Linked DNA regions of Mus musculus: all the other regions are linked to region 3. A link is a loop called in an ENCODE intact Hi-C map of the cell type or tissue named here. Cell type or tissue: gastrocnemius. All regions are shown on one strand. Each heading gives the region's core, and the rest is flanking DNA. Links, peaks and the distances in the headings are about the cores only. Region 1 has its middle 38 kb from the start of Gm41019. Region 2 has its middle 44 kb from the start of Gm41020. Region 3 overlaps Thbs4 (thrombospondin 4).

Region 1 (7,183 bases), core at 993-5,992, 220 kb after region 3:
TACTTGTAGAGAAGTAGACATGGGATGTGCTTTGTAAAGAGGAAGCAGCAATCAGCCTTGCTCTGAGAGGAGGGTCTATTTGAACTGGGTTTGACGAGAAAGTGGCAATATACCAATGAAGGAAGGGTGGGAAACACAACAAGATACCACCATCCTGCAGAGAAAGGAGACTCTATGTTCCCAGCACCCTAAGGAATGCAATGTGGCTTTGATGACTTCTATTAGAGAGCTACGGAGAACTTTCCGGTAGGAACACGGTGACTTGTTCTTCATAATCCTAATGACCAGTACAGCTAATATCAGTGACTCCTAGGGCCCTTGTTAATTTTTACCTCAGACTCTTTGGGGGTGGTGGGTTCCATTCAAAGACTCCAGGCTGTGTAAAGATCTACTTCCTTTTAGTGGTCAAAAATACTTCCTCAAATACTCCCCTGTAGGGTCGTTTGTTCCTCTCGCTGTAACTGTAGTGCTCTGGCACGCCTACATAACCTCCAGGAACCACACAGATAAAGAATGGATCTGAAAGACACTGTGGAAATCCTGACAGAGCAGCCACACCCACCGAACAGCCCAACCCAACCTCATTTACCTTCACCAAACACCCACAGGTTCCTCATTGCTTCCTTGTTACTCCTGTTCTCTCTAATGGCCTCCCTGGGTGTCAATGTTATTCTTTTATTTGTTTTTAAAAAATAAAACCAGAAAAGCAATTTATGTGTGTGCAGTGAGAGCTCTGCTTGCCAAGTGGCAGCCAGAGCTGGGATGTTCTCCCTGGGCAGCCACGAGGGACCTGAATCTAGACTACTGGTTAGAAGGATCTAGAAGCTCACTGCCATCAGTTACAGAGAACCCAGTGTTGGTTTCCATACAAGCATGCCAGATTATTGGGCTGGTCCAGCCTGGAGTCTACCTAGGCTTCTAGTCAGGAGTTGGCCCTACCAACATGAGACAGTAGAATCTTCTTCTGCCTTCTTATTGCCACCATAAGGGTAAAAATTTATTAGGGGGAGGAAAACAAAATCTTGTAGGTAAAATAAAATAAAATAAAATAAAATAAATGATTCTACTAACAATTCCTTATTCCTGAAACACTCTGCTTTCTATCAAAAATGGTCTGGAATTTTTAAAGGAAGGGCATTGAAGGTTTGACATTTCTTCCTCCTGAGGAGGAGGGGAATGTGCTGGTCTGCCCTGAGTCCCTGCCCCTTCCTTCATCTTCATCTTTCTTTGTCAGCTAATTCTTTCAGCATCCCTGAGCGATGTCATCCAGGCCTGTAGCACACAGGAGAACAGAGCAGGCTGGCTCCAAGGGAAGGGGAACATGGGAAACGACTGGGCAGAAGCATCCTAGAACATGCAGCAATAGAAAGTGGGTCAAATGGTTGCTGAGATACCTTATTTCATAGGTGGCCACCAGAGGAGCATGTTCCCAAGGAAAAGGCTGCCTTTGCATCCTAGTCACACTCAGTGGCCAGGAGCTGCCCACAGGAAGCATGACCCTAGTACAGAGGCAGTAATGGATCATGGAGCACAATAGCTGGACCATTTGTCAATTAAGTTCCTTGTTCACAGTACTTGTCAGTACTTGGTCCCTGAAAGAGAAGTTTCAATAGACCTTCATTGAAGGAAAATGAATGAATGAATGACTAATCACTGGTACTAGTGGGACAGCTGAAATGGCATGGCAATCTCAAGTGTCAAGAAATAAACCTTTGAAATAGATCGTTCTAGAAATAAGCTTTACTTTCAAGTCTAGCTAGACTTTCAGAGTGAGCTTTTAAGACCCTCAGAGGGAAGTGTTTCAAGTCAGGGCAATGTCCCTGAGTCAGAGTGGCTAGAAGTTGACTATCATGAGAGACGTGGGCACAGAGGGAGCCTGAGGAAGCTTATGTTCTAGCTGTGGGCACATGCCACCCATGCATGCTATTGGCTATTTCTCCAAGTCTACCCAATTGTGAACTGTCTCACCATCGTCCATGGGTGACGGAAGGAGAGGGGAGGACTAGTCTAACAGTGGTAATTGTCTTACTGTGCTTTAGAAAGTACAGAGGTCCAGAGAAGACAGTTAGTGAGAGCTATCTAACGAGTAGGGAGGGGATCTAAACCATGGGATCTCATCCACATAACTTCTCGTCAAGAGTGCAGTGGACACTGGACAGCCATACTCTGAAATGACCAGTTAGTTCCAGCTAATATTCTTCACTGGGGAAAATGTAGGCAGCTTTGTAGTTTGAAGCACAGTGTCCCAACAGAATCTGTCGATCCACTCAGGATGCTTAGAACCATGGCCCTCAAGATGTCTAAAATGCCTGAGCCAAGTTGGCCAAGACCTTAGGAAACATTACATGCAGCTGAGAACAATGTGTGTTGGCAGAGCCTGTTGTGTTCTTTGTGTACAGCTCAGTTCAGTCTCAGAGAACCATTGACAAGCTGGGGCCTCTGTCTGGAGACAACAGAAGTATCAAAAACACCTAGGGACGAGTGTGTAATCCTGAATCCCTGAAGTTTCATCCAGTCACATTGGACTGAGTACCAGTATCAAAGGACCTGGGTTCAAAGCCAGACTCACCAAGTCAGTTCATGCATGTCCTTGAGCTGTTGGCTGAGCTATAAGCTTTTCATCTGTAACATGATCTTGGGAAGCTTTCTCCCTACCTGTTATGAAGATTTCAGGTATCACGTTCCAAAGAGCCCAGTATCAGGTACACGGGTATTCAGCTGATAACATCTATTATTACAATTACTACTGTTAAAGTAGCATTGTTATTGTTAGCAGACAATGTAAATTAGACTTGACTTTGACATTTACTGTTTTGTGTTAGCCAGATTATTTAGCCCCTCTGGACCTCATTTTTCTTATACTGAAATTGGAGAAAATATTACTTAATCTGGCATGGTATTACACGAATCAGAGGTAATCTCAGAAAGCGCCTAATGATGAGCCTGGATCAAAGTGGTCCTCAGTAAAGGCCATCTATGATTAAAGCAAGCAAGAACAATTATTGATGTTGGTTCCTATAAATCAATTTTGTCTAAGCATCACAAGCCCTTTGAATTATTCTTTGGGGGATAAAGTCTCTTTGAAATCTGGTTGCTTTATTCCTGAGGACCCTGTGGGTTGTGGAGGCTGAGGCTGGCTGGAGCCTCCTTCACACTCCCCTTCCTTGGGATCCCCCTCTCTCTCTGCACTTTCCAGGGAGACATTTCCCAGCCAGCCTCAGGTCCCCTGAGGAGAGCTGGAGCAACAGGCCACTGTTCTTTAAGCTGCTGCTGAATTTTCAGACCATGAGACTCTGGTCTCTTCACTCTGGGCTGGCCCATCCCCAAGAAGAAAGCATGCCAGGAGGTGGAGGAGGTTATAAAACCATTTTGTATCCATCCTGTTTTTAATTGATTTCACAGCAGGGGAAGAAAAATCGGAATCTTTCCCTTGTAACCTTTCCATGAGGGAGGCCTTCACTGGTCAGGAAACCCAGCTGGGGAGAGCTGGGCTCCAAATATGTGCTCTCAGTTTTCTTCCCCAGTCTGTAAACCCCTCTGTGAGAGTCATGATGCATGCCAATGGTTTTCAAGGGTTCTCTGGGGAACTGCTTTGCACACTAGCTCTTGGCAGAGGAAGCCTTGCCTCTGTCCCCACCTGAGCCAGTCTGGTCTCCATCTAATGACTGATTATGCCACGGGTCTGCCAGGGCACCCAGTGCCTTAGATCTGGATTCTGTTCCTTTTTGGCTCAAGCCCACAATGACTGCCCTGTAGGAACCCAAAGTCTCTGAAGAGTTTTGTGGATTTCTGGGTGGGGGCAGAGATAATTACCTTTGGTCTCAAATTTTCTACATTTTGGTACAGGAACTTGGCCCACAATATGGTGTGTGGAGTCTTTAGTGTGGAGTAAGAGGTTGGAAAGAGATGCCATGTGACTCACCACAGAGAAAACAATGGAAACATGCATGCTTGATTCTGTTCTTAAAAGATGGTTCCATCATCCAGCCTCGAGTGAGGGAATGGATGGGTTCTCTGCATTTACTAACTACATGCTAATATTAACATTACCTCTAGAAAAAGAGTTGAGTTATGGGGACCCCGGGCACACACACTGTGACTGTGTATCACCCAATCCTCTTGAATTTTGCACTATTTTACATATATAATTATATTACACATATGTCCAATATATTACCATATCCTCTTTAATTCATCTAAATTGTCTTCTCGAACCCTCTTTCTGCTTAGCCAATCCTTTAAGGGCTAATTTCAAAAAGTCCTAGCTACTTGGGAGGTTGAAAGACTAAGTACCTTTCTCATCTGAGCCCAGAGGTTTAGACTAACATGGGCAACACAACACATATTCTGTCTAGAAGAAGGAGGAGGAGGAGGAGGAGCAGGAGGAGGAGGAGGAGGAGGAGGAGAGGAAGAAGAAGAAGAAGAAGAAGAAGAAGAAGAAGAAGAAGAAGAAGAAGAAGAAGAAGAAGAAGAAGAAGAAGAAGAAGAAGAGGAGGAGGAGGAGGAAGAGGAGGAGGAGGAGGAGGAGGAGGAGGAGGAGGAGGAAGCTATTATTGTTGTTTTGTCTTCTTTTTCCTAATTACTCAAGCCTCTATAGTCCCCTTTGTCCTATGTGACAGAATTTCCCGTCAGTTTTGCTCAGTTGGAACCACTCACAAAGTATCTCCCTATAGCTGTTTGCTGAAAGTAGCATTTGTCACTTCCTCATGGGTGAAAACTCACAGCACGTTGCCCAAAGAGAAAATGAGAAATAAGGTCACATGGGACAAGTCTAGGAAAAGGTACAGCTAACACAGAATGTCCTTTAGAACTGAGTCAAGCCCTTCCTTCATTCTTGCTGCTCCATGACCAGTGGGAATTCCAGCTGTGAGAACTGCTTATCAATGAGCCCATTACTGTCTCGCCTCTTCTCTGTTGGTAAAAGCGCTTGGGTCTCTTCCTGGAGATGCATGTCGGACCATTAAAAATGATAGGAACACGTAACTCTGTGGACCACTGTGAGCTAGGTGCCTGAGACCAAGACTTGGAACAGCTCATTTTCTTCACTTAAAGCACACTAAGGAAAAGGAAACAAAAACCATGAAGTATATATTCTTGTCCGGACTTTGGTCTGAAGACATTTGAGGAAAAGAAATAGGGGGAAATCTTCAAGGAGATACAGTGTTGGCACAGAAGGAAAGGGTGAGATCCCTGAGAACAAAAGACCCTCATTAAGAAGTCAGCTTCCAGGAGATTCCAGGATACTCCTCCCCTCTCTTTTTGACAACGAAACCCTGTTCTGCCACTGAGGTACCCCACCATATGCCTTGGAAGAGACTGGGAGGCCTCAGTTCCAGAAGACGCTCTGAAACAGTAGTTCTTAGCCTTCCTAATGCTGTGACCCTTTAATATGGTTCCTCATGTTGTGGTGACCCCAACCATAAAATTATTTTTGTGGTTATTTCATTACTGTAATTTTGCTACTGTTACAAATCATACTATAAATGTCTGTATGTTCTTATCCATTTTCTGATGGTCTTAGGTTACCCCTGTGAAAGAATTGTTCAACCCCCACAAGGATCAAATGTAGGAAGTCCATCCCTAAGGGACAAAGATTGTACTTCTTCTATAGACACTCCTCTGTCACCAGCTCCTCAATCTGGGAGCTCTGCCTTCCAACTAAAACCTGATGTCTGTGTCCCCAGACTAAAATGAAGGTTCCATACTTTGCTGTTCAAGCTCCCACCTGTCTGGATTGGTGGGACAACTGGTCTACCACTCTTTCTCCATCACTCCCAAGAGTCTGCAGGGAATAGCCCAAGTGGGCACTTGTGTTTTTCCATTGCACTCCAGTAGGATGTGGTTTGCCCATCTACACAGTTGCTAAATGGGGAAGTCATTGGAAGCCTAACTCCTCTGCTGAGGCTAGGTGGTAGTGCTTTCTGAATGTTCTAGAAGAATATTTACTGTTGCCTAGGGCTTGAAGATTCTCAAAGTCCAACTTCTCTGGCTGCTCCTACCTCAGTAGAAACCTTTAGTATAGGTCAGACATCACAGACCCTTACGGTTTGAGTAGAACATTATCCACTCCCCACCCCTGACCTCCAAACCCACAAAAGTTCATGTATTAAAAGCTTGGCTTCCAGCTGGTGGCCACCATACTCTAACCACAACGCCTGATCCCTGTGTCTGCACCTTCTGAGTACAGGGATTGCAGGTGTGAGCCACTGTCCTTAGTTTGCTTTTCTCCCTCTTGTTTTTGAGGTTTGAGCCAAGGTCTCATTACCAACTCAAGCAGCTCCAGATCTCAAAATCCTCCTGTCTTAGCCCTTGGCTTCCTGTGTAGTGGGCTTAGAAGCATGTTACCAAGCCTAAAATTTGTAAAAGTAGAGGATAAAATCAAAAGAAGCTCTGAGAAAAGGTCATATGATGATGGAAGATGGATCAGAGAGATATTACACAGCCAGCTTTGAGAAGGCAACAGGCCAAAGAATCTGAGTAGCCTTAGAAATGGAAAAAAAAATCTTTAGCATACTTTAACTATAACCTTGTGAGATGCACATTAAACTTCTGACCAATCCGACAAGTTCCTGGTACTTTGCTGCAGTAGCAAACAGTAACTAATACTCAAGATACCAATGGTCTAGGAGTAAGTCTTTGCTTGAGAGTCTCTTCTTGAGTGACTCTGTCTCTGCCACTTCACATCTCACACCACAACTGCCACACTCCGGTGTGACATGTCACCATTTTATTCTAAGAACAAGAACAAGTTGTATTATTTTGGTGTAACCATGTTGTTTATCCTGGTGACTTACTAGTACACACTATTCTCTGTCCCAAAATGAAAGTGCCCATCTCCAGAAACCTAAATGACAGCTCTCTTTGCCAAGAACTCCAACTACAGCCCTAGCTCCCTTGGCTAAAATAACACAAACTTGGTGTCCTTTCATTATGGCACCTCTCAGTCATGGATGCTTCCCCATTTCATCTTCTCTGTATTCCAGCCACCACTACGAAGGAGCATACCAGGACCACTAACACCAAGGAGCAGACCAGGCCCCCAACTTGCTCCACTAACACCTATCCCACCTTCATTCCAGGTCTCAGGACTAGGGTTGGAGGAAGGATCTTTCTAGAGCCTGGACACCCTCCTCCTGCTTATAAATATTCAATGGTTCCCACTGCTGTTGGATAACATACAAAA
Region 2 (7,183 bases), core at 1,284-6,283, 490 kb after region 3:
TCTACAACAGCGAGTCTTCATTGTCAGTCTGACTCAGCGTAGAAACACTATGGAAACGTGAGTGTGTCTGAGGGCACTTCTAGAAAGGTTTAACTGAAGAGGGAAGAAGACCTTGGAATGTGGGTGGCACCATCTGACAGGCCCGGTCCCTGGCTAGATAACCGAGGTGTGGTTGAGCAGTCTCGGCCATTATCTCTGGACAGAGTTCACTTCACCACCTTCCTGACTCGGTGCCTTATGGACGATACCTTTAAACCATGAGCCCATATAAAGTAGTCCTCCACCGAGCTGCAGTTTCTGTTGAACATCTTATCACATTAATGAGAGATGTAAGTAAAATGCATTCTAAAAATTAAATGACAGGGCAAAATGATCAAATGCACCAAGAAAAAGCAATACTATGTTCGAAGAAAGTTTAAAGGCACTGTACAATAAATGTGGGAGGTTTTTGATTGTTTTTAAAGGTAAAATTAAGCTATAGGTCATCTAGTGTATGTGACACTCAAAGGCTTAAGATTTCCACACAAACTCCTCTTGCATCTGTTTCTGGTTCTCTGTGTCCTCTCCCACATCTTATCTCCCCTCCCCCACCCCGTTTCTCTCTTCTGCCCCACTCTCTGAGTTGCTCTCTGCTCTTTTTCACCTTTCACTTAATCTGATTACCTTCTGCCTTCTTTTTTTCCTGGCTTGTTATCTTTTAAACCAATTATTGTTTTTTTTTAAAGCCTCTGTGGCTACTGACCTTCCCCGCCCCCCCCCGCCCCGCCTCCCCGCCCCCCCCCTCCCGCCTAAGCTGGGGAGAGAGAGAGAGAGAGAGAGAGAGAGAGAGAGAGAGAGAGAGAGAGAGAGAGAGAGAGAGAGAATCGCTTCCTTTACCTCGCCTGAGCCAAAATTACACCTGGTATCAAGGTGTTCGGGTGCAATGTGCAACCTAGATATAAAGTCCCAGGTACTCAGAGTCTTTTAGCTAATAACGGCAACGTCGGCAGAGCAAGTCCCAGCGTTTGAGCTGACGCCTGAGCCTGCTGAAATTCTCAGGTTGCCATGTTGAGTAAACCGCTTGTAACTCTGTAACTCAGAGACTTGGGAGGTCTCCGCAGATGAGATGCTGCCGAGCAGTTTGCTAGAACTTGCATTACAAGACCAGAAACCTCAAAGGGAATTCGCCCTGTGGCCATCTGAAAGTAACACCGTGTGGAAAAAATCAAACTGGTTGACCTACAAGTCTGCCCTGCTAGTTAAATCTGAGAGTAATGGGTCTGCTTTGGAAACTCAAACCTACCTAATGAAGGATGTTTCTCCTTGGAGTGAATGTTCAAACCACACCTGGTATAAAACACCCTTCTAAAGCTGAGACAGGGGGCTGGAGAGATGGCTCAGCGGTTAAGAGCATTGAGTGCTCTTCCAAAGGTCCTGAGTTCAATTTCTAGCAACCACATGGTGGCTCACAACCATCTGTAATGGGATCTGATGCCCTCTTTTGGTGGGTCTGAAGACAGGCTACAGTGTACTCATGTAAATAAAATAAACAAATCTTAGAGAGAGAGAGAGAGAGAGAGAGAGAGAGAGAGAGAGAGAGAGAGAGAGAGAGAGAGAGCTGAGGCAGATTCCTGGAAGTAGTTTCACGTAAATCACGAGGCTCGCCGTTCTCCCTTCCCTCCAAACAAGCAGGCAGTGAAGAAAACGAGTGTTGAAGACCAGAGCTGGTGGGTAGGTGGTGAGTAGGTTTAGAGCCGGGCCGAGCATCTGATATCATTTCCTGAGAGAATTCCTGACAAGATGCAGTAAGTTGCTAACCCGGGAGGGGTGGGAGAACTGTTGTTATGAGCACTTAAGGACCAAAGTATTGTTTCTGGCAATAAGAGCAGCATTTCAAATCTGCAATCTTATGTCTTTCACATCTCTTGGGGGAACAAACAGTTCTTCATTTTATGAGGAAGTCTTTTTAACAAAACAAAACAAAGCAAAAACAAAAAACAACAAAAACAAAAACAAAACAAAAGTCTCCTAAAACCCAAAAGTATTTAGACCCCTGCCAAGGCCCCTTACTCCCTTCAACAGTACCCCAGCATGATGTCTTGTGTCATTTCAATGCATGTATTATTCCAGTAATACAGTGTGCAATCTCTGCTTAACGAATGCCAGCGTTATACTTTGGAGATGAGCAAGTGAATCATCCAATTGGTTTAGGAAAAGAATTGCTAGCTTCTAATTGGAAGAGAAAGGAGGAGGAAGGAAGGACTGAGGTAGGAGGGAAGGAGGGAGGAGAGAGCTCAGCTGGGGGGGAGACGAGGCTGTATGGGAGCTCTCCTGGGGCCTGAATCTTAGCAGAGCTTTTCATTCTCTCCTATAATTCCAGGAATGAAATAGACATGGCAGTTATAAAGAAGTTTTGCAAATTTGCACTCCAAAAAGGACCACGGCCAAAGCTTTTCTGGCTAACCGCATGTAACTGGTTCAATAAATGAGTTTGACTCCATCAGGGGTGAAGGAAAGCGACTCTGCTCTTTCTAGTTGCTTTGCTTTCAGACCCTTAACGGGTCCTTCTCTGCTCTGATATAAACTCTCTGGAAAAGCCCCCAGCTCTGCTGCCTCTGCTCAGATATCTGCCAGCCCAGTACCATTGACAATCAAAAGGTTACACTCTCGTTTGATTCAAAGATGGTCCCCAAGCCTCGCTCCCCTGCCATCTGTCCTCAGAACTGAATTAAGCTTGCAAGCCTAAACATGGGAAATATTGAAGGGGGGTGGTGGCACAAGAGGACGCTCCTCTTTCCAGCTCCACTACCTTCTAAATTTTTGCCTGCCATTCGTAGCTTTCTTGTAGTCCAATGGGAGTGTGTGTGGCATTAAAACAAGAACATAAAATTAAAAATTTAAAAGTCTCTACGATGCATCTTAAGAATTATAAAGTAATACTGTCAGTATCTTCAACGTTTCTTTTATGCTTGATGCCCCTTTCCTTCTTTTCTGGGTAACTAAGACATTAAAACTTGTTTAATCATTCCTTACTTCTAATTTTTAAAATTATTTATGTGTACCACTATGCATTTGTTACCCCGTTCTGCCTGGCTTGCAGTGTATGTATGTGGGATTATGTGTAACTTGTTCACGGTGTTAGTTCTTCAACCGTTGATACACTAAAGTATAATTCATTCAGCTTTGCTACTCCATAGTATTTAGCACTGTGAGTAGACCACGTTTAGGTACCCGCTCAACTGATGGTGAACACTTAAACTGTTCAGTTGTCTCTTTATGAACAACACTGCTATAAAACAATTCTATGCATGGGTCTTGCTGTGTGTATGGACAAGTCCTAGAGTAAAAACCTAAGTGGGGAGATTTAGTAAATCAAGATAGATTTTTCAGTTAGAAGGAATAAGTAGGAGAGCTGTTCTACATGATGGTAGCTACAGTTCATAATAAATTGTATATTTGAAGATTAGTGAGATTTCTAAATGTTCCAGCTACAAAAAAAATTTAATTGATGAGACATTGCATATTCCACATCTCCTAGACCATCCTTTCTACAGTGAGTCAAAGTAAACTGTTCAACATCAATACACACAGGGTTTGCTTATCTACCATAGATAGACAAATAGTAACAGTGATCGAAAGGAGCTCCTGAAGCAAAGAGACAGAAGCTACAGTGCCCTCAGAGTGTGCATTCGATGGTGACAATGATGGTTTCCTTGCTGAAACTGATTCAGTGGGAAGAGCACACGCTATTTTGGGCTCTAGAATGTTACTTATTATCTATTATTCCAGGAAGGCATTCAAGAAACTTCCCCCAGGTTTCTTGGCTTCTATGGGCTGGAAGGATAGATATTTATCAAAGATGGCAGACGTTTGCCAAGGGATGCTGTTGAAGAGGAACTGAATTGGTGCTAGACAAGAGAAACCAAATGACATCAAGGATATCTCTGTTTACAGTGCGGTATTGTGTGTGTGTGTGTGTGTGTGTGTGTGTATACTGAGCCCAGAGCTCCTATATTCTACCACTGAGCTGTACGTTCAGTGCCTGCTCTGTCCCTATTTATGGATAGCCATGTGATACCAGACAAACTAGGTTTCTTTCTGAGTTTCAGTTTCATGTTCAAAAGTGTGGGTTTGATGACCTTTGGGTCATTTGAGCTCTGACAACAGTCTGATTCAGTGACTTCAGAAGCACTCCTGGAAACAACAGTTTTGCATGCCCCCTTGTGGTGGCCTCTAGCACTGCAATTAGAGAAGCAAGCTTTAGAATGGTGGTTACTGACTCAAAAATTTCCCTGAGCTATAAATACATTTAACAATTAAAATTAAACAATATAAAAACCAAAGATATTTTGAAGTTATAGTTGTTCTTAAAAATACGTTTAAACTAAAAGTTTCTGTTTCACATAAGTATGTTTTGAATAATTGTGTTTTTTAGTAATACAGTTATTATTTTGCATTAACTTTTTTGTAAATACTTTTTTTGTGTGATACTGGGGATCAAACTGGTGTTTTGTACTATGTGGCGCATTTCCTTGCATATTCTTGGCAGAGCTCTACCACTGCAATACACCCTTTACTCTCCTTTTCTAAGGCAAATTTATTGTTAATAAAATATAAAACCATATAAGTACATACTGGTACATGAAACCATACACGTTGTATGCATTATGGGGAACTCTGTGATGTTTCAATATATGTATATATTGTAAAATGTTTAGCTCAACTTAAACATGACTCCTCAAATATTTACAATTTTATAGTAAAACACTCAGAAATCATTTCTTATACCTTTTTGAAGTATGCAGCAATATTTTCTTTCTACAGTAACCCTACTACAACAGCACACCAGTACTTCTTACTCTAGTTATACCTTGGTACCTACTGACCGAGTTTCATCATCTCCCTTCTCCCCTCTCATCTCTAGCAATCACCATTCCATTCTTGTCAGTCTGTGAGGTATGTGGGTGTATGTGTGGTGTGAGTGTGGTATGTGTGTGTGGTATGTGATGTGTGATGTGTGATGTGTGTGGTATATGTGTGTATGGTATGTGTGTGTGTGGTGTATGTATGGTATGTGTGTGATGTGTGTGTGTGTATGTATGGTGTGTATGTGATGTGTGTTGTGTGTGTAGTGTGTGTGTGTATGGTATGTGTGTGTGTGGTCTGTATATGGTATGTGTGTGATGTGTGTGTGTGTAGTGTGTGATGTGTGTGTGTATGGTGTGTGTGTAGTGTGTGATGTGTGTGTGTATTTTGTGTGTGTGTATGGTGTGTGTGTGTGTGGTATGTGTGTATGGTGTGTGGGGGGAAGAGGGGTGTAGATGGCTAAGGTCAACATCAGATGTTATTGCTTTCTTTAGTTGCTCTCTACCTCTTTTTTTTTTTTTTTTTTTTTTTTTTTTTTTTTTTTTTGAGACAAGGTTTCTCAGTAAGGGGAAGCAGTTAAGATGGCCAGCCATTCAGCTTCAGGGACTCACCTGTCTCAGTCCACCCAAGGCTCAGATTACAGGGGCATGCCACCAACCCCACCTTTCACTGCTTTCACCAGGGTTCTGGGAATCAAGCTCAGGTTCTCAACTTCCAAGTCGGGCTCTTGGTAGACTGAACTATTTCCCCAGCCTGTGGTCAACCTTTTTTATTCACATATAGGTAAAATGATGTAATGTAGTATTAGTCTTTGTGTGCTTGCTGTATTTCACTGCACATAATGATCTCTAACCTCATTGACGATGACAAGATTCGATCTTTTCTTCAGAGACTAGTCCACAGAACCACATTTTCTATATCATCAGCTGACAAACACTTTGGTTGTTTCCATTTCCTGGCCATTGTGATGACCGTACAGTAAAAAAGACTACACAGATGTGTCCTTAGTGTATTGAGTCACGTCTGTCAGATGCGTGTCCAGCTAGAGCATTGCTCGAGCATTTGCTATGTCTTATTTAGTTGTGTGTGTGTGTGTGTGTGTGTGTGTGTGTGTGTGTGTGTGTGTGTGTGTACTCTCCTGCATATACGTATATGTACCATATGTGGACCTGGTGCTTACAGAGGCTAGAAGAAGGTGGAATGAGAGTTATGTATGATAGTGGGCTGTCTTGTGGGTGCTGGGAACAGAACCCAGGTCCTCTGGAAAAACAGTAAGTGCTCTTAACTGCTGGGCTACCTCTCCAGACCCCTATGTATTTCTTTTATTTGTAATTTTTTGAGGAACTTTTATAGTTTTCCCACAGTGGCGATATTAACACACAGGTTTACCAGAAGTGGAATGGTTCTTTTTTCACATCCTTCCTGGAACTTGTTATTTTTTATCTTTTTGATAATAGCTATTCTTACTAGTGGTAACATCTCATTATGGCTTAAAGTGGTGTCTCCCCAGGTACTAGTGATGGTGAGTTCTTTTCCATATACATACTCATCAAATATATGTGCTCCCCCGAGAGATCACTACTAAGTCTATTGTCTGTCATTTAATGGGTTGTTTTGTGGGTATTCACTATTTATTTTTGCCATTACCTTTATATTCTGAACACCAACCCCATCCAGAATATAAAGAACGCAGCCGGAGGCATTTCTGTCTACCGTGTTGTCTCTGATTATCTCTTGTGTTGTGAGATTTGGGTTGGTGGGCTTCACTTTATACTTTTGCTTTTGTTTCGTAGTAGCTTTGGGAGTCTTGTCCCTCTGCAGTGTTCTGAAGTGGTTCTGCTTTGTTTACCTTGGGTAGTTTCATTGTTTCAAGTTTTGGCTTTGAACTGATAATCCATCTTGAGTTAACTTTGTAGCACCTGTGAGACAGAACACTTCCTTTCATTCTGTGCACCCGTATCCAATTTCCCCAGTACCATTTATTCAAAAGCACTCTAATTGGTTTTTGTTTGTTTTGTTTTGCTTTGTTTTGCTTTGTTTAGTTTAGGTAGACTACCACTGTGTGGCTACAGTGGCCTCAAGTTCAGTTTTGCTTTCCAAGTGCAATAGTATGGAGGTGGGTTGCTTCATCTCAGTACATCTAAGGGGAAGATATTCAGGACGCCTGACTCTATGATGTTAAAAGAACAATGCATCTCCTTTCTTCTAAGTTAATTCCACTAATAATTACACAGGTGGAGAAAAGGGTAGAGCATCTCTGAGGATTAAACACAGAGGCTCACACAGTGCCCAGCCTATGGCAGACTTTCAGTGATTTAAACAAATGTGGATCTGAATT
Region 3 (7,183 bases), core at 1,478-6,477:
GTTAATTCTTTGAATAGTTCTTCTTGTTTCCTCTTGGTTGATTTCACCCCTGAGTTTGATTATTTCCTGCTGTCTACTCCTCTTGGGTGAATTTGCTTCCTTTTTTTCTAGAGCTTTTAGATGTGTTGTCAAGCTGCTAGTGTGTGCTCTCTCCAGTTTCTTTTTGGAGGCACTCAGAACTATGAATTTCCTCTTAGAAATGCTTTCATTGTGTCCCATACGTTTGGGTATGTTGTGGCTTCATTTTCATTAAACTCTAAAAAGTCTTTAATTTCTTTCTTTATCCCTTCCTGACCAAGGTATCATTGAGAAGAGTGTTGTTCCGTTTCCACGTGAATGTTGAGCCTGAGTTTTTCAAACCGTATCTCTGAGATAGCTATTTTATTATTTTTTTTCAGGAGGCCCAAGATGGTCAAAGATAAGCTTATTCTTTAGATCATTAATGTGGTGGTTTGAATGAGGATGGCCCCCGTAAGTGCATATATTTGAATGCTTGATCCTCATTTTGTGGAAATGTTTGGGAAGGATTGGGAGGGGCAGCAGTGTCAGCTTTTAGGTTTCAAAAGCACATGGCATTAATGGTCAGTCCTCTCTGCCTTATGTTTGTGGTTCAGGATGTAAACTCTCTCAGTTACTGCTGCAGTGCCATGCCTGTCTGCCTGATGCCATGCTCCCTACTGTAATGGTCACAGACTAATCTTATGGAACTATGAGTCCTCAAATTAAATGTTTTCCTTTATAAGTTACTCTGGTCATGATGTGTTGTCACAGCAACAGAAAAGCATCAGTAAGGCAATTGACCTCTGAGGTGGTTCAGATGTGGAGACAGTTAACCCCACTTCCTTCTCATGTTTCCCTGAGTCCAACCATTCCATTTGGGTGGGGAGTAGACGAATTCCATAGAGGTGGTGGTGGATGTGTCAGCGACCTAGAACAACTGACTTTCATACACCCCAAAATAGGCCCATGGGGGATCATACACCCAAAATAGGCCCATGGGGGAAGTTTAGGATTTGGGGAAATAAATGCAAGATTATTCGGGTTCAAACAGACTCAAGGCCCTAGGTGGTCTATTCCATTCAAAGTATGGGGCTAGGTGTGGCCATGGTCACTTCAGGAGGGATCTGTGGGTCTATATCCCCTATGGTCCCCCTATCCCTGCCTGCTCCTGTGTTAACCAACATTCCTTTATTGTTATGGCATTTATGAGGATCTGTTTGCAAAGAGGAAAGGGTTATTTTGGTTGTAGTTTCAAATGACCTTAGGATAAGCATTCTACTGCCACCTGAAAAAGAACTTAGGCTCAAGAGAAAAGCATTAGTCTATACATGAGGTGTTCATCATTATGAGAGTAGGACAGACAGGCAGAGGAGATGGGGCAACCAATGGCTAGAGGCTGATGCAACTGTGGGCTGTGCTACGTGGGGCATCAGGTGACTAAGGTGACCACTAATTGACCTTTGCTTCACGACAATGACATCTCCGTGACATTAACCTGACAGGATTGTCTGTCCACCATGCATTGGATGACACACATAAGGGAAGGTAAAAAGAATGAAATCTATTCTAGAAAAAGCCAGTGTTGCTAGGACCCCACATGTGGCTCCAAACGGAACCTCTCCTCCTCTCAGTTCATGGTACCAGCCACTTGGCTCCCAAGATGCCTTACTTCAGGGTCAGGTATTTTAAACTCTGTTTACTTGTTTACTTATTTACACTAATTAGCTGCTTCCTTCCCTGTTAGCTTTCTAATCTGGACCATAAAATGATGCTCGATGGAATTTAAATAATAGTGACTACCTCCTGTGCCTCTGACATCATCCTTAACTCTGGAGCCCACCTGAATAGTGAAGAAACAGACACTCACTTCTGTTTGTGAAACACAGGCTGGTGCCCTGGGTGGGGAAGGAAGGGTCTCCTATCCTGATCAGGCAGGGGCAGAATGCCTATGACTCCTTTTCTTTGCCTCCTCCTGTACCCTGGGTGATACTCTCCCCTATATCCTCTGTGATTTCACCCAGGCATGGGCTTTCCTCACAGCGATGTCTCCTCCACCCTAAGCATTGGAAGCAATCAGGACAGGACAAACATTGGAATGACTTCACATAGTGAGTGATTGTGTCTGCTTCAACTCCGGGACCATTCATATCAAGTTGGATTTACAGGATCTCTTAGAGAAAGAGCTAGAACTGACCGGAAAACCTCCTCCCTGTCTGTTAGCCTTCACAGTGTTATGCAGGCTTCTCAAGAGAGAAAAGATGTCCATGGTCTTCCCTAGTAGTGGCCCCAACATGCAAAATGTTTGTACTGGTGCAACAGGATATGAAGGTTATGGGGGGCAAAGATCTGCTTTCTAATTGGATGATGGGAGGCCCGCCGCACAGGAGGGAATTCACGTCCGGTATTGTAAACCTGGTCAAGAGCTTGGGAGATGACAGGATCTAGAGGAAACCTATTGTTGTTTCAATACGTTGACATGTTGACAATCTGCCTTCTAAGCATTTATAGACTGGCACTGTTGTCAACCCTGACCAGGGATGCTCCAGCTGAAGTGGAAGCAGAGGAGCCTCAACCCTTCAAAGCCCCGAGATTGACTGTCCGAGTGTTCAGCTCTCAGTGAGACACCTATATCAATCCCACCAAGGCAGAGGGAACATCACACAAGAGGGGACAGGAAGAAGGTGAGATCTGAAGGATGCTGCAAAGATTAAACCTAGACTCCCTAGATCTGATCAGACAACACGCCTGCCTAGTGGATGACAGTATTTTGTGTACATGCTTTGATAGGCTTCAGTGATAAGAAGTATTTCTCCAGAAGAAGATCTGGAACCTTCCTCACAGTGCCTGGTAAAACACCGAGAGGCCCAGAGCGAGAGCATCCGAATAGCTCTACAGGTACCTGTACTATAGAGTGAAGAATGAGAGTGGTAGAGCTCAGAAGCTACCTTGGTGTTAGCTGTAAAAGAGGGGTGCTTGAAAGGTAACCATTTCCTGTCATTGAGTCCCCCTCCCTGCCCAGGGATTTCGGAATTTAGGAAGGGCTGTAGATGTGTTTCACCCAGAGATTGAGAAGAGTCATTGGCAGCCATGTGAACTCTGAATACTATAGCCATGGTAAAAGTGGGAGGAATGTTTATAATTTATGATACTCTAGGGAATTATGGGAATGAAAAATACATTGCTGAGCTGTGGTTGAGGCTCAGCTGGTTTAGTATGCCTAGAATTCAATACCTAGCAGGACACGAAACCAGGTATGATGCATACCTTTAAACCTAGTATGAAGAAGTCGGGGCAGGAGGACCAGAAGCTCACGGTGATCTTTGGTCACACAGAGAGTTTGGGACCAGTCTGGTTTATATGAGAACCCATCTAAAACCATAAAATAATAATAAAATAAATTGCCAAACTTCTTTAGAATTAAATCTCAAGGGGATTTATAAAATTTCTGGGTATCTTGATTGACTACTGGAAAGTATCGGCTAGTACACAGCTGCAGAAAGCTTCTGCCCTGTACACATGGTGACTGGCTCTACTGTCATTGTCACCAGACCCTACATCCCACTGTTTTTGTTACCTCAAAGGCAGCCACTCTCCCTTCACTGCCCAGCGAATGCTTACTGGCTGTTTGCTTCCTGCCTGGTACTGTGGGATCTGAATACAGTGACAGACATAGAATGACAAGATCTGTTTTCTTCCATTTGACTCACAGGACGCTAGGGGGAGCCAAATCCGTAAGTGTCTGTGGAAGGAGGTGACAGAAAGGCTGAGGGAAGGGTGTCAGAAGAACAAGGCAAGCTTAGTTCAGGTTTCTCAGGATGTCACCTCCTCCCGAAGCCTGGGGTGGGGGTGGGGGGCTTCCCTGGAGACTACATTCCAAGAATGAGGAGTCTGTGTGAACAGAAAGCAGGCTTTAGCATGGCACTAAATAGGGTCACCCCAGAAATGACCTTTGGTTTGGCTGTCCGGTTCATACCCGTGCTCCGTGGCACACAGTACATACTCAAGGGGGTGGGGGTGGGGGAATAAAACCAATCTGGTAAGTTTATCAAGGATTCCTCAGAAAACAACACACATCACCAAAGCCTGAGCTTCCATTAGAAACGACTGAGCACCATGGTTATTAGAAATAGTCTCTTCTTTATTTCCACATTCATATAAAAAGTTTTGACGTATTTGGGCTGGTAAAAGAAAAGCCATGATAATATAAAGAGAATTATAGGAAGTTTTAAAAAAGATGTTGCTTTTGGTGTTTGAGAAGGCAGTTGTGGGATTGCTTCTTGGCTCAATTATCCAAGCGGTCGAAACTCTGGGTCTGGAACTCCTGGAAGTCCTCTGGTATGGTGTCTGCAACAAGAATCGGGGTGGTAGTTAGTTAATGAGGATCCTTCCAGGCTGGAATCATGGCCACCACATGCCGCCCAGGCCTCCTGTAGGGGGCGCTGTCAGCTCGCCTGAGACTCCCACAGGCTCGCAGCCATTTTCTACTTCAGGTTGCTTTGTTGCAAATCCTTGGCTTAAAGCCCAGCAGGGCTTATTCATAGGCCTAGGGAAAATTAGCAGGCAGAGTGCCTTTTTAGTCTGTGATTATGTTTGAGTCTAATGAAAAAGAAAGGCTGCCTGTAAATTAAACTGACGGAATTTCTCACCGAACCCCTAACTCTAAAACATGCAGTTAAATTCTATGGGTTTCAATTTTCAGATTTGGGAAGCAGGAAAGCCTGGCTCTGCCTTCCTCTTATGTTATGCAGGGTACATCACCATCACGCACGTGGTGGTGAGGCTTTGGGGCGGGGGGGGGGGGCGGGGTGGGAGGATGCATGTTATAGAAATAAGATTTCTTGGTTGCTCCCCTGTGCTGTTGAGGGGCACTCAGCATGAAGGTTACCGTTGCAGCGGTACTTGAGGTTGGACCAGATGATGTTTTCTTGAGAGAAGCAGAACACACCAAGTCGGCCTCCACGCATGGTGGTGTCTATGGTGACCCCAGAGTCAGCCACCAACTCCGAGCCTTCATAAAAGCGCACCCTGCAGAGAGCACAGGTGTCCACGGTGAGGAACATGGTGCCACTTCCGACTCTTGTACTTACCTCTTTATTCAGACATGTTGTTTTCCACTAACTCTAGTTGGTCCCTCCCCAGTGAGGTTAGAAGTTCCCCAGGACAGGAACCAAGAGTCCACGGCTCCCTAACTTGGTTTTTAACAGGCCCAGCATGGTGTCAGGTGCATAGTTCCTGGATCGGTACTTGCTGGTGAATTAAAACAAAATAGCTTGACATCACGGACAAGTGGTTTTGTGGCTTCACTGTCTTGTGAGTTATTTTCTCTGGATACTGTACCTAGAAGCCCTGCGCTTTCTTCTTTGGTCTAGCTGATTTCACTGGTGGACTCTCAGAGCCTTGATCAGTAGCTTTAGGCAGTTGTGGGGGCAATTTCAGTTGTCATAGTAGCACTGAGGGACAGAAGCCCCTGGATGCCAGCCTTCAATACCCCGGAGTGAGTTAGCCAAAGCTTGCCCTGTGCTCTGTACCCTTGTGGAGTGTCATGGGGAAGGTGAGCTGCGCCTCGCCTCGGAGAGGCAATGGCGTTTTACCCTGAGCATCATTTTCTTTTTTTTTTTTAAGATTTATTTATTATTATATATGAGTACACTGTAGCTGTCTTCAGACACACCAGAAGAGGGCATCAGATCTCATTGCAGATGGTTGTGAGCCACCATGTGGTTGCTGGGATTTGAACTCGGGACCTTTGGAAGAGCAGTCAGTGCTCTTACCCACTGAGCCATCTCTCCAGCCCGAGCATCATTTTCTTCTGCATTGATTTTAAGTTAAACTCCCCAATTAATTCCCCAGGGTAAACCAAGAAGTGCCTGAGCATGCCGTTCTGTTCGAAAATTAAGAGTTGGCTCCTGTATGGGTATTGTCAACACCACTGTAATACTTAATTCTCAGACACACTACTCTGTGTTTAAATGCCACCTTCATGTGAGTCTAGGAATGGTTCCAAGGAGCTATTTCCTTTGGTTGTATAGCAATCAATTCTTATTTCTCTGCAGTTTTAGGGTTCAGATGGACTTTTCTAAAATTATATACTTAGAAGGATCATATTTTTATAGCTCTGATTTCATTTTTGGAACAGAAAAGGCACATTGAGCTCCATCAGGTAAGGGCCTGGCCACACCTGGTCTCCCTGTGTGGTGAACAGAGGCAGGTGACACAAGGGCACAGAGAACAGAGCATGAATCAGCTCTCACTGCCTTATTTTCACTAGATGCATCCGTCTACCTGGTACCTCCCACCCTGGCTAGGAAGCTGCAACCCACATACCCCGGAGCACACCACACACGTGCTGCAAGTCTGGGGCGTGAACCCTGACTGCATTTCAACAAGAGCAGTTGAACACACAAAACAGCAGCAACAGAAACAAAACAGTCCTATAAAGAAGCCGAGGCCATCACACCAGTCCCGGGATGAACAGTTCTCTCTTGCACAGTCCGTGCCAGGCATTGTGATGAACACTAGTGAGACCCAAACCACAGAGGCTGCCCTTGTGGGACTCATGACCCAGTAGCGAGGACAGACTGCAAGGGGGCTCTTTGGTCAGTGTGGACTAGGTTCCATGGGGCCTGGAGGAGTCTCGGGAATGTCTGGGTACCATCTCAGCATCTCGTCTCTGCTGTCCCCTTCATCAGCTCCTCCCTCACACTTCCCTAAGAGCACACCCAAAGCATGGCCCCCCCTGAAGTACCTTAGCTCTGCAGCTTGGTCCTCCCCACCCACGGCAGAAGGGCCCTCAGCCTACCTGATGTAGCCCACCTGGGGCCTATGCTGCAGGAACCAGCGGTAGGAGACCTTGTCCTTCCAGCCCACATTCCTGGAGTCCTTCCACAGCAGCCTGACCTGGTCGCTGGTGTCCCCTGTGTGCCACAGGGAGTTTCGGAGATGTTCCCCTGGGCCAGTTTTAGACTTCACAGCCTGGACAAAGACATGGGCAAAATGTTAGGTCAGGACATACATAGATCCTTTTCTGCTTCAGGTGTCTGAGGTAAACATAGAGGTGGACTCATGTTCATTGCAAGGGTATGTAGTTTCATGCTGGCACAAGCATAAACCTTCAGTGTCATTTCTACTGAGCTGGCCCCAGCCCCGGGGAATTTAGCAGTGGATGGCACTATGCTGCTCACTC

What was found. Peaks named below come from ENCODE experiments on the same cell type or tissue, not always from the same donor. Only the 100,000 strongest peaks of a DNase experiment are listed, where the experiment ranks them.
Region 1: it touches region 3 in a loop (4-fold over the local background); 7 of 42 quality-filtered maps call a loop at or near these places.
Region 2: it touches region 3 in a loop (8-fold over the local background); 27 of 42 quality-filtered maps call a loop at or near these places.

What each region holds. Positions count from the first base shown.
Region 1 is chr13:92,963,934-92,971,116 of GRCm38, forward strand. No RefSeq gene overlaps it. Among named protein-coding and RNA genes, the nearest start is that of Gm41019, 38 kb to the right of the region's middle. In gastrocnemius, for the core only: no CTCF peak of the experiment used is centred there; a DNase peak (open chromatin) is centred at 3,314; H3K27ac peaks cover 1,625 bases.
Region 2 is chr13:93,239,171-93,246,353 of GRCm38, forward strand. No RefSeq gene overlaps it. Among named protein-coding and RNA genes, the nearest start is that of Gm41020, 44 kb to the left of the region's middle. In gastrocnemius, for the core only: no CTCF peak of the experiment used is centred there; a DNase peak (open chromatin) is centred at 4,199; H3K27ac peaks cover 1,272 bases.
Region 3 is chr13:92,747,469-92,754,651 of GRCm38, forward strand. It overlaps Thbs4 (thrombospondin 4), which reads right to left. Exons shown (of 22, transcript NM_011582.3): 20 at 6,800-6,972; 21 at 4,886-5,025; 22 at 4,118-4,344. The coding sequence ends at 4,283. Among named protein-coding and RNA genes, the nearest start is that of Thbs4, 44 kb to the right of the region's middle. In gastrocnemius, for the core only: a CTCF peak has its summit at 3,711 (motif pointing right); DNase peaks (open chromatin) are centred at 3,730 and 4,449; H3K4me3 peaks cover 1,455 bases; H3K27ac peaks cover 2,756 bases.